Regions from separate parts of the Homo sapiens genome. Here all the other regions are linked to region 4. Evidence: chromatin contacts called from ENCODE Hi-C or POLR2A ChIA-PET data. All regions are on one chromosome and are shown on one strand. Each heading gives the region's core, a stretch centred on a gene start or an enhancer-like site at or near the end of the contact. The rest is flanking DNA. Distances are from core to core; before and after follow the strand shown. Region 1 overlaps RBMS1 (RNA binding motif single stranded interacting protein 1). Region 2 overlaps RBMS1 (RNA binding motif single stranded interacting protein 1). Region 3 holds the start of PLA2R1 (phospholipase A2 receptor 1). Region 4 holds the start of LINC02478 (long intergenic non-protein coding RNA 2478).

What was found. A loop is a pair of places that touch in the nucleus more often than their neighbours do. ChIA-PET counts read pairs that join two places held with the same protein, here RNA polymerase II (POLR2A). Pooled maps may share reads with other maps.
Region 1: a map of PC-9 shows a loop between it and region 4 (4-fold over the local background). The contact joins the enhancer-like site here to the promoter of LINC02478 in region 4. A Hi-C loop is called at or near these places in 19 of 168 maps with a recorded cell type or tissue (B cell, CD4-positive, alpha-beta memory T cell, IMR-90 and 13 more) and 29 of 50 pooled maps. POLR2A ChIA-PET finds 5 or more read pairs at or near these places in 10 of 52 experiments (AG04450, CD4-positive, alpha-beta T cell, CD4-positive, alpha-beta memory T cell and 6 more).
Region 2: a pooled map shows a loop between it and region 4 (2.7-fold over the local background). The contact joins the enhancer-like site here to the promoter of LINC02478 in region 4. A Hi-C loop is called at or near these places in 6 of 50 pooled maps. POLR2A ChIA-PET finds 5 or more read pairs at or near these places in 3 of 52 experiments (AG04450, OCI-LY7 and naive thymus-derived CD4-positive, alpha-beta T cell).
Region 3: a map of chondrocyte shows a loop between it and region 4 (2.0-fold over the local background). The contact joins the promoter of PLA2R1 here to the promoter of LINC02478 in region 4. A Hi-C loop is called at or near these places in 1 of 168 maps with a recorded cell type or tissue (chondrocyte).

The regions. Positions count from the first base shown.
Region 1 is chr2:160,402,030-160,404,729 of GRCh38, reverse strand. All of the region lies in intron 1 of RBMS1 (RNA binding motif single stranded interacting protein 1), which reads left to right. Among named protein-coding and RNA genes, the nearest start is that of MIR4785, 4.5 kb to the left of the region's middle. Within about 2 kb of position 1,274, at least 8 of the 41 ENCODE cell types and tissues checked have a DNase peak (open chromatin) inside an H3K27ac peak, as active enhancers do; they include CD8-positive, alpha-beta T cell, PC-9 and sigmoid colon, where a contact is called at or near this core.
Region 2 is chr2:160,468,033-160,470,805 of GRCh38, reverse strand. All of the region lies in intron 1 of RBMS1 (RNA binding motif single stranded interacting protein 1), which reads left to right. Among named protein-coding and RNA genes, the nearest start is that of RBMS1, 24 kb to the left of the region's middle. Within about 2 kb of position 1,330, at least 2 of the 41 ENCODE cell types and tissues checked have a DNase peak (open chromatin) inside an H3K27ac peak, as active enhancers do.
Region 3 is chr2:160,060,946-160,063,922 of GRCh38, reverse strand. It overlaps PLA2R1 (phospholipase A2 receptor 1), which reads left to right and starts at 1,308. Exons shown (of 30, transcript NM_007366.5): 1 at 1,308-1,628. The coding sequence starts at 1,520.
Region 4 is chr2:160,270,442-160,273,190 of GRCh38, reverse strand. It overlaps LINC02478 (long intergenic non-protein coding RNA 2478), which reads left to right and starts at 1,296. Exons shown (of 2, transcript NR_103775.1): 1 at 1,296-1,471. It overlaps RBMS1 (RNA binding motif single stranded interacting protein 1), which reads left to right. Exons shown (of 14, transcript NM_016836.4): 14 at 1-1,040. RefSeq lists an enhancer at 2,479-2,749.

The sequences.
Region 1 (2,700 bases), core at 25-2,524, 130 kb before region 4:
GATATAAAAATGTGGCTGTACTGAATGATTGTACAACTCTTAAAGCTTTCTACATTTTACATATACAGTCATCTCTCAGCATCCGAGGAAGATTGGTTCCAGGATGGCTCAAGGTCCTGATATAAAATTGCGTAGTATTTGTATATAACCTATGTACATCTTCTCGTATTCTTTAATCTCTAGATTACTTATAATACCTGATACTATGTAGATGCTATGTAAATAATTGTTATACTGTATTATTTTCAAATTGTTTTATTGCTATTTTTATTGCTTTTCCCTGAAATATTTTTAATCCACAGTAGGCGGATGCAGAACCTCTTTATACGGAGGGTCGACTGTGTAGGAGTGAGCTAGTTTCAGTTAAAGCAGCGGTGGTTGGTACTCATCTCTCACCTGCCCCCACGTAGTGTAGCTAGGGCATCAGGGAGTACTGATCTCTGGCATCATCTGGGATCAACAGGATTTTCCTGCCTCACAGGCCTGTGAGCACATTAGAAATACACCTGCTCAGCTCAAGTCAAAGTGAGAAGCTTTTGAATGGAGTGATAACCGAGTAGGCAGTATCTAAATAAAGATGATTGGTTCAAGTCTCAGTGGACAAATGTGTACGTTCTATTACTGTTGACTGTGACTTTGAAGTATATGGTGTTCATTAAGCAAATCCAATCTGATCGTATGAAAAGAGCACCCCAAAAACCAAAATGAAACCATTTATCAGGACTTTTGTAGCTATGAAAATATTTTAGTGTGTTTTGAAACAAAAAAAGTGATTTATACTCAAAGGCTTTTAGATATAGAAAATTGGTATTTTCATTTTTCCTTTGTGTTGTTTCTTGAATTCTTTTATTAGCTACTCCTCTTCCTGTTTCCTTCCATTTTGGAACTGCTTTCTTGAGGTAGCTAAGTTACAAACCAACCATACTTTGGTTTCTGCACATCGTGGCATGTAGGAAGGCCTTTTTTGCTAAGCAGTATGTTGTCCTAGTGGTTTCCAGTAGGGTTTTGGAGGTAGGGGAGTGAATGCAAAATTTTTCTGCATGTGTGTATGTGTGTGTTTATATCTGTGTGTGTTTAATGGTCTTGCCCTCCAATAGTTGTACTTGTTAAATGTTGCTAACTTTTGATGAGGGAAGTACTTATCTTCCCAGTTTAAGTAGATTTACATAGTTTACTGCCTTCTTCAAGATTAACTGGGTGTAGCTGCACGTGAGGAATTCAACAGTGATTCAGTGTTTGGCCTTGTTTAGAGGATGACATACAAAGCTGTTGATTAATCCTCTTCAGGCAGTTTCTGTTCACAGCAATTTGTGTTTAGTAGATTGGGTTTTGTTAAAGTTTGAAGATTAAACTTGTGCATAGAAGATATTTAAATGAACACTGCCTGAAACAGTCCCAATTTGTTGTTGTTTTAAAGAAAGTAAACGTCTTCAAGCTACAGAGATTGGAGGTTTAGTGGAGAGTAGCAGAAAGGTAAATTGGTATGTATAAGTAAGGTATTGGCCCATTTTTATGTTATGTTATCTCTGTGTATTTGTGGTCAGGTAGGATCTATGAGTCATGATGATGATATTTTAAAATCTACCCATACATAGCCATTTGAAAACTGTACAATTCATCGTGATTGTCCACTTTTTCTACTAGGGACCGTTTTGGCATCTCATTACATGTTCCATAGTTCACTTCAGGTTTTGAACATACTTCTAGTTTTTTACTTTTCCTTATTTTTAGAGATTACTGTCAACTGGGCTCACCATATATTAGTACTTTTATTTTTGAGACCTTTCTTAGGAGGGTAAGAGTCTATCTGATCCAGGTTTCTGAGAATATATTTATAAAGTACTCACCCAATAAATAAATATTTTAAGGATGTATAAACCTCAGTCATATTTAATCTTCATAGCATCCATATAGAGAAGGTCTGGAGTTTTGAGGCAGTGACATCTTAAGTGGCCTACATGGTGAAAGCTAGGTCCCTGGAGTCAAGGGCTGTGTCTGCTACTAGGAAAAAGAAAGCCCGTCAAGAACAGCTGTGGCCTCACTACACTTCCCTTTACTTGGCCTCCCAAAGACATGTGGCCCACAGTGTCCAGATTTCAGATGTGGGAATTGTAGCTCTTGAATGTATTAGTGTTTTTTTGTTTGTTTTATAAAGGCTTTCACAGATGACATACTAGACACTGAGTTAAATTTGAATTTCAGATAAACAGTGAATAATTTTTTAGTATAAGTATGTCCCAGATTTTCATCACACTGCATTTTTGAATTTGCTAAATCTAGCAGCCCTCTCTCAGGGAAATCCAATTCGCTTTTTAAAACTCATTATAAAAAAAATCATGATAATAAGACATACTATTACTTTTTCCACTGAAAAGTTTGCCCCTTAGCATATTCCTTAGGCCCTGATAACGCACGTTTCACATTTTACCTCCTTGAACCATTTGGTCCATGCTTCCGCCTGCACTCTACCTAATTGAAAGACTATGGCTTAAGTTGTGGCTCTACCATTTGCATGCTTTTTCACTTAACCTCCCTAAGTCTGAGTTTCTGCTAAGTAAAGATAATAGTGCCCACTTCACAGGGTAGTTGTTAATCCTTCTAAGGTGCTATTATTAATGTCCCCACAGAGCAAGCAACAGCGGGTGGTCCTAGGAGACTTCTGTGTGGTCTAGGGAGACCTTGACACAGTCGCCTAAGAAT
Region 2 (2,773 bases), core at 81-2,580, 200 kb before region 4:
TAACTAGGCATATGGGGGATTCATAGGTTGGTCATACCCCCCCCACTCTGAGAGCGAGTACAGTACAGTCTGATACAGGAAATAGAATATAGTAAACAGACATTAACAATCTAAGATGAGGGCCACGGATGGTATCAGGAGAGAGATCTGCAGAAAAACTAGAGAAATAGACCTAATTTCTGTCCAGGAAAGATAAAAAATGTTCTATGGATGAGGCAACATCCATCTTGCATAGCTGTAGGAATTTCCTGGCAGGTATAGACTATGATAGAATTTACTATAATAAGGAACATTGTTATTAACAATAACGATAGTAATGATAGTGATTACAGGTAACATTTTTAAATATTTACCATGTGATGGGCACTGTTCTAGAAAATTTATATGTATGCAAATCACTATTGTTAAAATATAAAACATAGATAAGTATGAACATATTTTATGTTAGAGTAAGTAATAGGAAAAAGGAAGAGGACAACAAATTGATGTGGTTGATAAATAGAATAAATTTAATTTATAAATGTTATACTTTTTCATATAATCAGGAAAATACCTGTGTACTGTGAGAAGTAAATAATGTTGTTGTTTTCTACTGACAATCGAAAAACTCTATAATACAGATAATTAACATACGCTAGGAAGTAAAAATAAATTGGGTTTATAGAATAATATTGGGGAGTGTGATGTGGAGCTGTTCCAAGCAGAACACCAGCTTGCATTTGTTTTTCTTTTACATCTACACCCACACAACAGCCTCATGGGTTTAAAAATATATCTGTGCAGTTTTACTGTCTTGGCTCTGGAGTACCATACTCAATGAAATCCTAGTTACCAGCATAAGGCTTCAGATGTTGCCAGTACAGGCCAGACATTTTTTATTAAGAATCTTCTTTATCATTCCTCCTTTCAGAAATTTCTAGCCCCTCCCTGATTTTCACTGTTGTGTCTATTCATTACGAGGTCAACTTTTCGTCTCCTTTATTTTATTTCAGCTTTTTGAAATCTGTTAACCTCTTTCCAACTTACATTCCAGAATGAGTCTGCCCTGTAATTCTATGTTATCTCATGACAGCTCTTTGGGTACTTCCCCAGAATCATTTCTGCGTTGATACGCTTGTTTGAGAGTTAGTTACAGAATACCAATAAAGTCCTGAGAGGAAACAGAAGGTCTGGGTAGAAATGCTGAGGGTAGTGACTCCCTGAAGAAAAGGGTCTGTGGAGAGGTGGGTACCAAGATGGGAAACTAGAAAGCGTTGGATAGTGATTCTTGCAGAGTGTTAGCCAACTGAGAAGAAATTAGAACCCACTAAAGAAACAACACATTTAGAGAATGGTTGGAAGCTCTCAAGGCCCTGCAGCCCCGAGTTGCAGACACCTTGTGTGGGCGGACTCCAGGGAAGCCTGGAGTCAGGGCTGGGTGGCAACAAGAACCAAAGAGATGAGAAACAGCCCCAGGCGGGAAGCTCTGGGTCCTGTCCTGCCTCTCTGACAAAGAGGACAGGACGCTGGTTTGAGTTAAGGTTGAAAACGAGGGTAAACTCAGAAAAGAGATTGCAAGTGCAATGAAAGAATGATTTAATGTGTAAAGATGAGCCAGACCATGTGGAATTTGAAAGGGCACCTATGATATGTCTAATTTGTATGTAGTTTATTTCCTAAGATTCTCTTTGTGTTTTCTTGTAAACAGTTACCAGGACCCAAATCAGGGATGAGGGTATTCCAAGAAAAGTACAAAGGCATGAATCCAAGTGGCTCTGTCTTTGGAGGGGAAACCTGTATTCTTTTAGATGATGGTAACAGAACATTTCCCAAGAAATGGCATTAGAGACTGTGTTGAAGGGTCCTCTGGGGCTGGGTTTTGGCATATGTATATATAATAATTCTAACACAGGTAGCCCTATCCATGGGTAAAGGCAAAACTAATGCTAACAAATAATATTTTCTGTGAGCCATGATTTAGCTAACCCCTGATACTTCCTTTCATGCAAGAGTTTGAATCTCTCTTGACCAAAATATATGTTCACTTTTCAAAGTTGAATTAATGGATACAAATTACTTTAATGATGTCTTACATTGTAGATTTTTTAAAAGCCTTCAAGATGAAGTTACCTCAAACTTTCCTGCCCCAAATAGAAGTTAATAATATCTACTTAATCTATACATTTTAACCAAATGATCAAATTTACCTGTCCCACATACTGTACATAATACTATTAGTTTGAGTGAAAGCTAATCAAAGTAATCAGAAAATAGATTGTATGTTTTTTGTTGAAATTGAAGGAATGAAAATAAGTTTACTTATATTAAGGCTGACTTTTCATAGATAAACTTCCAATGCTAGGCAGTAAAAACGCCTACTCAAGATTGGAGCAGGGTGCATTTACCTGTCTAACCATTTTGTAACTGTGCCATAACCATGTTGGCAAACAGTCCAAAACTAAATCAGATAGAAACATGAATCCATGTTCTCAGAGATATTGTTAATGAGCCACTTGTGAGCAGGGGTCGTGCCTTCAATTTCTTTGAAACCTTTGTTACTCATGTAGTGGATACCCACTAATAAATATTTGTTGAGTGACCCAGACCCATATATATAATATCACCTTATTCTTTTAGGAAAATGGCTACTACATTTCTTTAATTCTAATGCACACCTTTCCTCCCCATTCTTTAACATCCCTGAAGTTGGGGTGTGTCTTACATTTGATGGCATGTTTCAGTGGGTCATCAGCCTGGATTAGAGTCAAGCTCTTCAGAGGAGATTTGTGTTTGC
Region 3 (2,977 bases), core at 59-2,558, 210 kb after region 4:
ATCTCTTTTCTGCATGTTTTCAAGCAAGGATGCTGAATTCTACATGTAATGATATGTTATAAACTCTACACACATTGGAACCTCTCACATCCTCTCAACCCACCTCTTATTCCAGCCCCCTCTGCAGCCTGTTTCCCCCGGCTGTCCCCCACCCCCCAACCCTCTGAGAAACAACCTGACAGCGCCTCACCTTTTGCCATGCTATGCACCCAGGGCTTCTAAGAGACAAGGTATGGGACCATGACTGAAACTCACCACTGCTGTAGAACAGTGCAGAGGAGTTAATAACCCTAGGATCTCCCTTACCAACAGGGAAGGATAAAGTCCATGGATAAACGCTTGCCCCTTTTGTCCTCGACAGACAGTTCTGAGGCTCTCTGAGGTTCCTGCAGGACTGAGCACCTTTTGTTAAGGCCATGGCCAAGGCAACCACTTTCCCTTCTTCCCCATTTGGCTCTGACCTTCAATCTTGCTCCCTGCTAGGCATTTCCTTCCAGGCTCTGCTTTCTGCCCCTCCCCTCCCCCTCTCTTATGTTTTAATGACTAATGTCAAGGTCCCGCTGAGGAAAGGTCTTATATGAGCCTGTTCTCAGAATATTAAACGCTTCCAGTGTTCTGCTGGTTATTTGAAGGAGGACAGTTAGAACGACTACATTCTAGCCAGGGCTGTCCTACTTGCTAGAGAGTAACTTTTGCTGGATTAGGAAGTAACCTAGAGCAAAGCACTTCGACTTTCTGGGCAGGGTTTCTCAGCTGTAAAAATGGGATAATAGGGACCCCGGCTACTTTGCGGGGCTTGGGGGATCAAAGGAGTTGGAAAGAGGAGGTTATTTCAAAACCGAAGGAGCTGAATAGAAGAATCTCCGGGTTACTCTGGGGCAAGGAAGGTGGAGACCACGGCGTGGCCCCTCAGGTGTCTCCAGTGCTCCACAAGTCAAAGGAGTCCAGGACCCTCCCAAAGCGCCTGCGTCGCGGAGCAGCTGGGTTCACTCTAGGCTGCCCGCTGCAAATCCGCGGTGTTTACCAGAATCCAGGTGGTTTGCAAACCCGGATGTCAGGCTCCTTGTCCCGGAGATTCTCAAATCGCTCACCCACAACTCCTCTTCGGCCTCCCCCAGAAAGGAGAGAGCAGGGCTGCAAGCTAGAGGAGCGGAGAGTGTGACCCGAGCAGCCTCACTCCGCCTGTCCCCACCCCAAAGGCAGGAATTTCTGGGATGGGCAGATGGCCCACCCCTCCTCCTCCTCCTTCCCCAAGCCGCAGTGGGTGGGGCGAGGAAAACCTCCGCGACTTTCCCGCATCCCAGCCCAGAGCCCCGAGTGTCGGTTCACTGTGGAGACAGCGGTGGCGGAGTGGGTCTCCAGGGCTCTGGGCTGGCAAGGCCCCCGGAGGGGGTGGGGCGCGGAGGAGGCTACGGATCCGCTTCCGCGCGGCGGGGCCGGGTGCTTGGGACGCGGCTCTGGGCTCCCGGGATAAGGGGCTCCCGGGACAAGGGGCTCCCGGAGAGCCCAGTGGTTAGCGATGCTGCTGTCGCCGTCGCTGCTGCTGCTGCTGCTGCTGGGGGCGCCGCGGGGCTGCGCCGAGGGTGTGGCGGCGGCGCTTACCCCCGAGCGGCTCCTGGAGTGGCAGGGTGAGTCTCCCAGGGTCGGGGACTGGATCGGTACGTTGGGGAGGGGGGTCGGGGTGGTCGAAGGAGAGGAAGAAGGGGCGAAGCTAGGGGCCAAGCTGGCGGGCAAGGGCGGCCGCGTTTGTAGGGGTTCGTGTGTCAGCAGTCCTGAGCATGGGGGGAGCGGGTGGTGTCCTGCAGCCTCTTGTCTAGGCCCAGCACCCCACTTGCGCGGCCCGGCACCCTCCTGGCTCCTGCGGGGGTCGGGCGGCGGGGGCGGGGGGGCTTGGTCTCGCAGGTAACTCCTCTCGGCTCTGGCGCCCGGAGCCAGCCCGGGATAGGAGTGTCGGAGAAGTTTCAAAACGGAAACTTTCTGAGAGCTGCTTATTTGGGACGGATAAATGATAGCAAAAAGATGGCTCAGTTCGTCCCCTTGCAAAGCAAGCGCTCAGGGTCTGCGTCGCCACCTAGGAGTGACCCCCAAGCCAGGCCTCCCCAGTCCATCCCTTCCTTAAGGAAAACTTTTTTTGTTTGTTTGTTTTTTGAGACAGGGTCTTGCTCTGTCGCCCAGGCTGTAGTGTAATGGCGGGATCTCGGCTCACTGCAGCCTCCGCCTCCCGGGGTCAAGCGATCCTCCCACCTCAGCCTCCCGAGTAGCTGGGACCACAGGTGTGCGCCCGCACGCCCAGCAAAATTTTTGTATTTTTGGTGGAGACGGAGTTTCACCATGTTGCCCAGGCTGGTCTCCAACTCCTGGGCCCAAGTGATCCGCCCACCTCGTCCTCCCAAAGTTCTGGGATTACAGGCCTGACCCACCGCACCCCGCCTGAAAACATCAGGCCAGGTGAGGGAGAGAAGCCCCAGTGGCTCCATGAACTGCGTGATCTGAAGCCTTTATGCCTTAGTCTCTCTCAGTGGAAAAACGGGGTTCAATTCAGCAAACACTTATTGAGCACCTACTACACATGAGACTCAGAAGGTTGTGTAAAGAGAGGGAGGAGAGATTTCTGGCCTGCAGGGGCCCGCATTTGAGAATGGGCCACCTCAGGCAGAGAAGCCTGCGCCTAAGTGCAGAAGTCCATATATGCAAGTAGGAGGGGGACAGGAGGGAGTTAAATATGCCAGGAGGAGCCTCCAGACAGCCTCCATCCTCTCTGCCTTTGGAGATAAGTTTGGAGAGAAGGGGTAACACAAGATGTGATCAATATCTGCGTTCACATTTTTTCCTCCACAGTAGAATATGTCTACATTTTTGAGGTAGTCTTTTCTAGACTGTGTTTCCTAAGCTCCCTGGAGGCTTAATCAGGGGCAGGTAGAACAAGACCATTCTTATTCTAAAGTGACCAAAGTCAGAGATGCTCTTACCTTCTTGG
Region 4 (2,749 bases), core at 47-2,546:
GAAATTCCTGATTCATAAATACACAGTTATTTCTACTTTAGTACATATAAGATAATTCACTGTTATTAAAGCTCTTTTATTAAGGCAATTGCATATGTTTTAAAAGCAATGGTAAATTAAGTTGTCTTCCAAAACTGTGTACTTGTCTGGTCAGCTGTGTATGATCAGTTATCTACCTCAGAGTCTATTTTCTTTTGTGCTGGGACAGGTTGCTGGCCCTCCCTGTTTCCACAGACCAAATCCTCCTAGCTCAGGAGCTAGGGCTAAGCAGTTATTTCTTTCAAGTATTTTTTAGTTCTTAAATTTTATGCTTGTATTTGATGATAGATGTCAGTGACATTTCATAGTTTCAAAAGTCCTTGCTGCTCTGAGAAGTGTAGATTCTAGTGAAAATTACATAGTCATAAGAGAAATGTGTTTTTGTTTTTGTTTTTGTTTCATTTTTTTAAAGTTGTGGTATTATTGGTTCTATGCTCCCTGGAATATTACTGCTTTGTGAAAGTCCAGACTGAACGCAGCACCCTCTGTGTACCTAGTACAGTTATAAACCTGGGTCTCTCACTACTTGATATTTTTGCATTAGTTAAGACAGAAATTTGATAGCTCGGTTAGAGGGGAGGGGAAATCTGCTGCTAGAAATGTCTGAACTAAGTGCCATACTCGTCTGGGTAAGATTTGGGAAACATAACCTCTGTACATAAAAAAAAAAAAATCAGTTAAACATCACATAGTAGACAGCCATTAAATTATAAAAAAATTAATTTATGAAGAAAGACCTTTTGTACAGATTGAAAAAAAAAGATTTTCATAGAGATATCTATATGATCAAGAGAGTTAATTTTTTATTTTTGTTTTACTAGTGCCACAGACTTGCCAGTGGTAACTTATTTGTCCGGTTCAAGATAACTCTGTAGTTTTCTTTCCTAGGACTTGTTGTTAAACGCCAAAAGACATTTTTGAACTGTACATTTGATCAGATTGTTAGCTTTTCTGTTTTATTTCTTTTGAGAACCTTTGAATAAAAAACATCTGAAATTTTATTTTTCCTGTCAATTTTTTTTAAGTCGATTAAGTGTATATCAGAATTTCATTTCATTTCTGATCTCTTTCTTCAGCTCAGTAGATTGGTTTGAAAGTGAGTTGAAAGTTATGTCAGATTCAATATATCCTCAAAATACATTTCCTTGAAAACAATTGGAAAAACCTTTCCACCCCACTTTTGCTGGTTATTTAAATCTGTGTAATGACCAGAGACGTCAACCCTCAGCTCAGCACGTCAACCGTCAGCTCAGCACGTCAACGGTCGGCTCAGCAAATATCCAGCCCAAAATACACCACTAGTGGTCTGTTCTTAAAGACCAAAAAACCAGGCCCTTTTTCTTCCTCCTTTCTTGCTGCTACGCCTCAACTATTTCATTGCTTGTCAATGCTCAGCAAGGAAGACAGCCTAACAGCAGCCCTCCCACCTGTGGTAAGGAAGCATGTGGGCGAGAACCTCGGGATAATCTTATCTATGCGTTTATGACCAAGGTCCTCTTTCAGAGCTACCTGTTCAGCTGTTCCCGACTGGAGGCTCCCGTGCAGCATTCACGGAGGAGCGAGAACTCCTCTTTCCCTCACTTGACTGCTTTATAGGAGGCACTTAATATGCAAAATAGGCTCCTTCTGCCCAAAGTGGAGTAAACGTTTTAGTGTGGTGGTTCAGTATTTATTTCCTGGTGTCCAGTGGCTCTGTCATGGTGATAAAAAGAGTGGGCAAGGAAAAGATGCAGTCCGCTCCATTTCTGGCTGCGTCCCCTGCCATGTGGATGGTGTGCGGGGTGAGTTAGATAAGGGAGGGGTCAGAGCACTTAACTTGCCGGAGCCAAGAAATCGCTGGTACTTGATGGCTGTTTCAGAGAAGGAAACAACATTCCTCTGATGCTAACTGGTGCTTCTGAGAGCAAAATGTCAGGGAGGAGAGAAGCATGGCCTCTCGAGACAAACCCAGGCTGCTAAGAATGTAAGCTCTGGTCTCACTTTGCGTTCCAGCCAAACACCTAAGTGCTCCTTTCTATGACCAAAGGTAAGAAAGAAATGCAATTCAGGCTCCTGGGCACCTTCGTTTTTGTTCACCCTATTTTTGTTGTAGCTTCTCGCCGCTGAAGTCCGCGGCCCTCTATCTGGCTGTGTTATGTACTGAAACCGGTAAACATACTCAGGAGCACCAATCCACGGAAAAGGGAGGATCAAGCCAGCGATGGTGGTTCACAGTTACCGCTCCCATATAACTAGAGGGGTTGTGGCATGTTTGGGGATAAACCCCACCTAGCTGAAAGCTCTGAGACTGAAGTGGAATTCTGGGGTTGGAGGAGAGGAAAGAGGGTGTGGCCGTTGCTCTGTGGTCTACGTATTTTCCCCTCTATAGTGGCTGGAATGAGGAAAGCCAGGGAGTGGAGGCGGGAGTCCCGTTTTTCACCCCACTGCCACACCCTTCATGGCCAGTGGCTCTAGGTTTATCCGCTGGAGCTTAAATCCCACAAATACTGATTTAAAATTCACTAGGAGAAAGGCAGTGCCTCCCAGCCTGAGCCGGGGCTCAATGAATGTTAAGATATGACTGATTATATCCTCATTCCATTAGGGTAGCCAAAAAGGAAAAGAGCCAGCGCCATTGGGACAAAGGTCACCGACCTCTCAATCGCCCTGCCCCTTCCACAAAAAGCCTGAGATGTCAAGTAGGTGGGGGAGGGAGGAGAGCCGGGAGCTC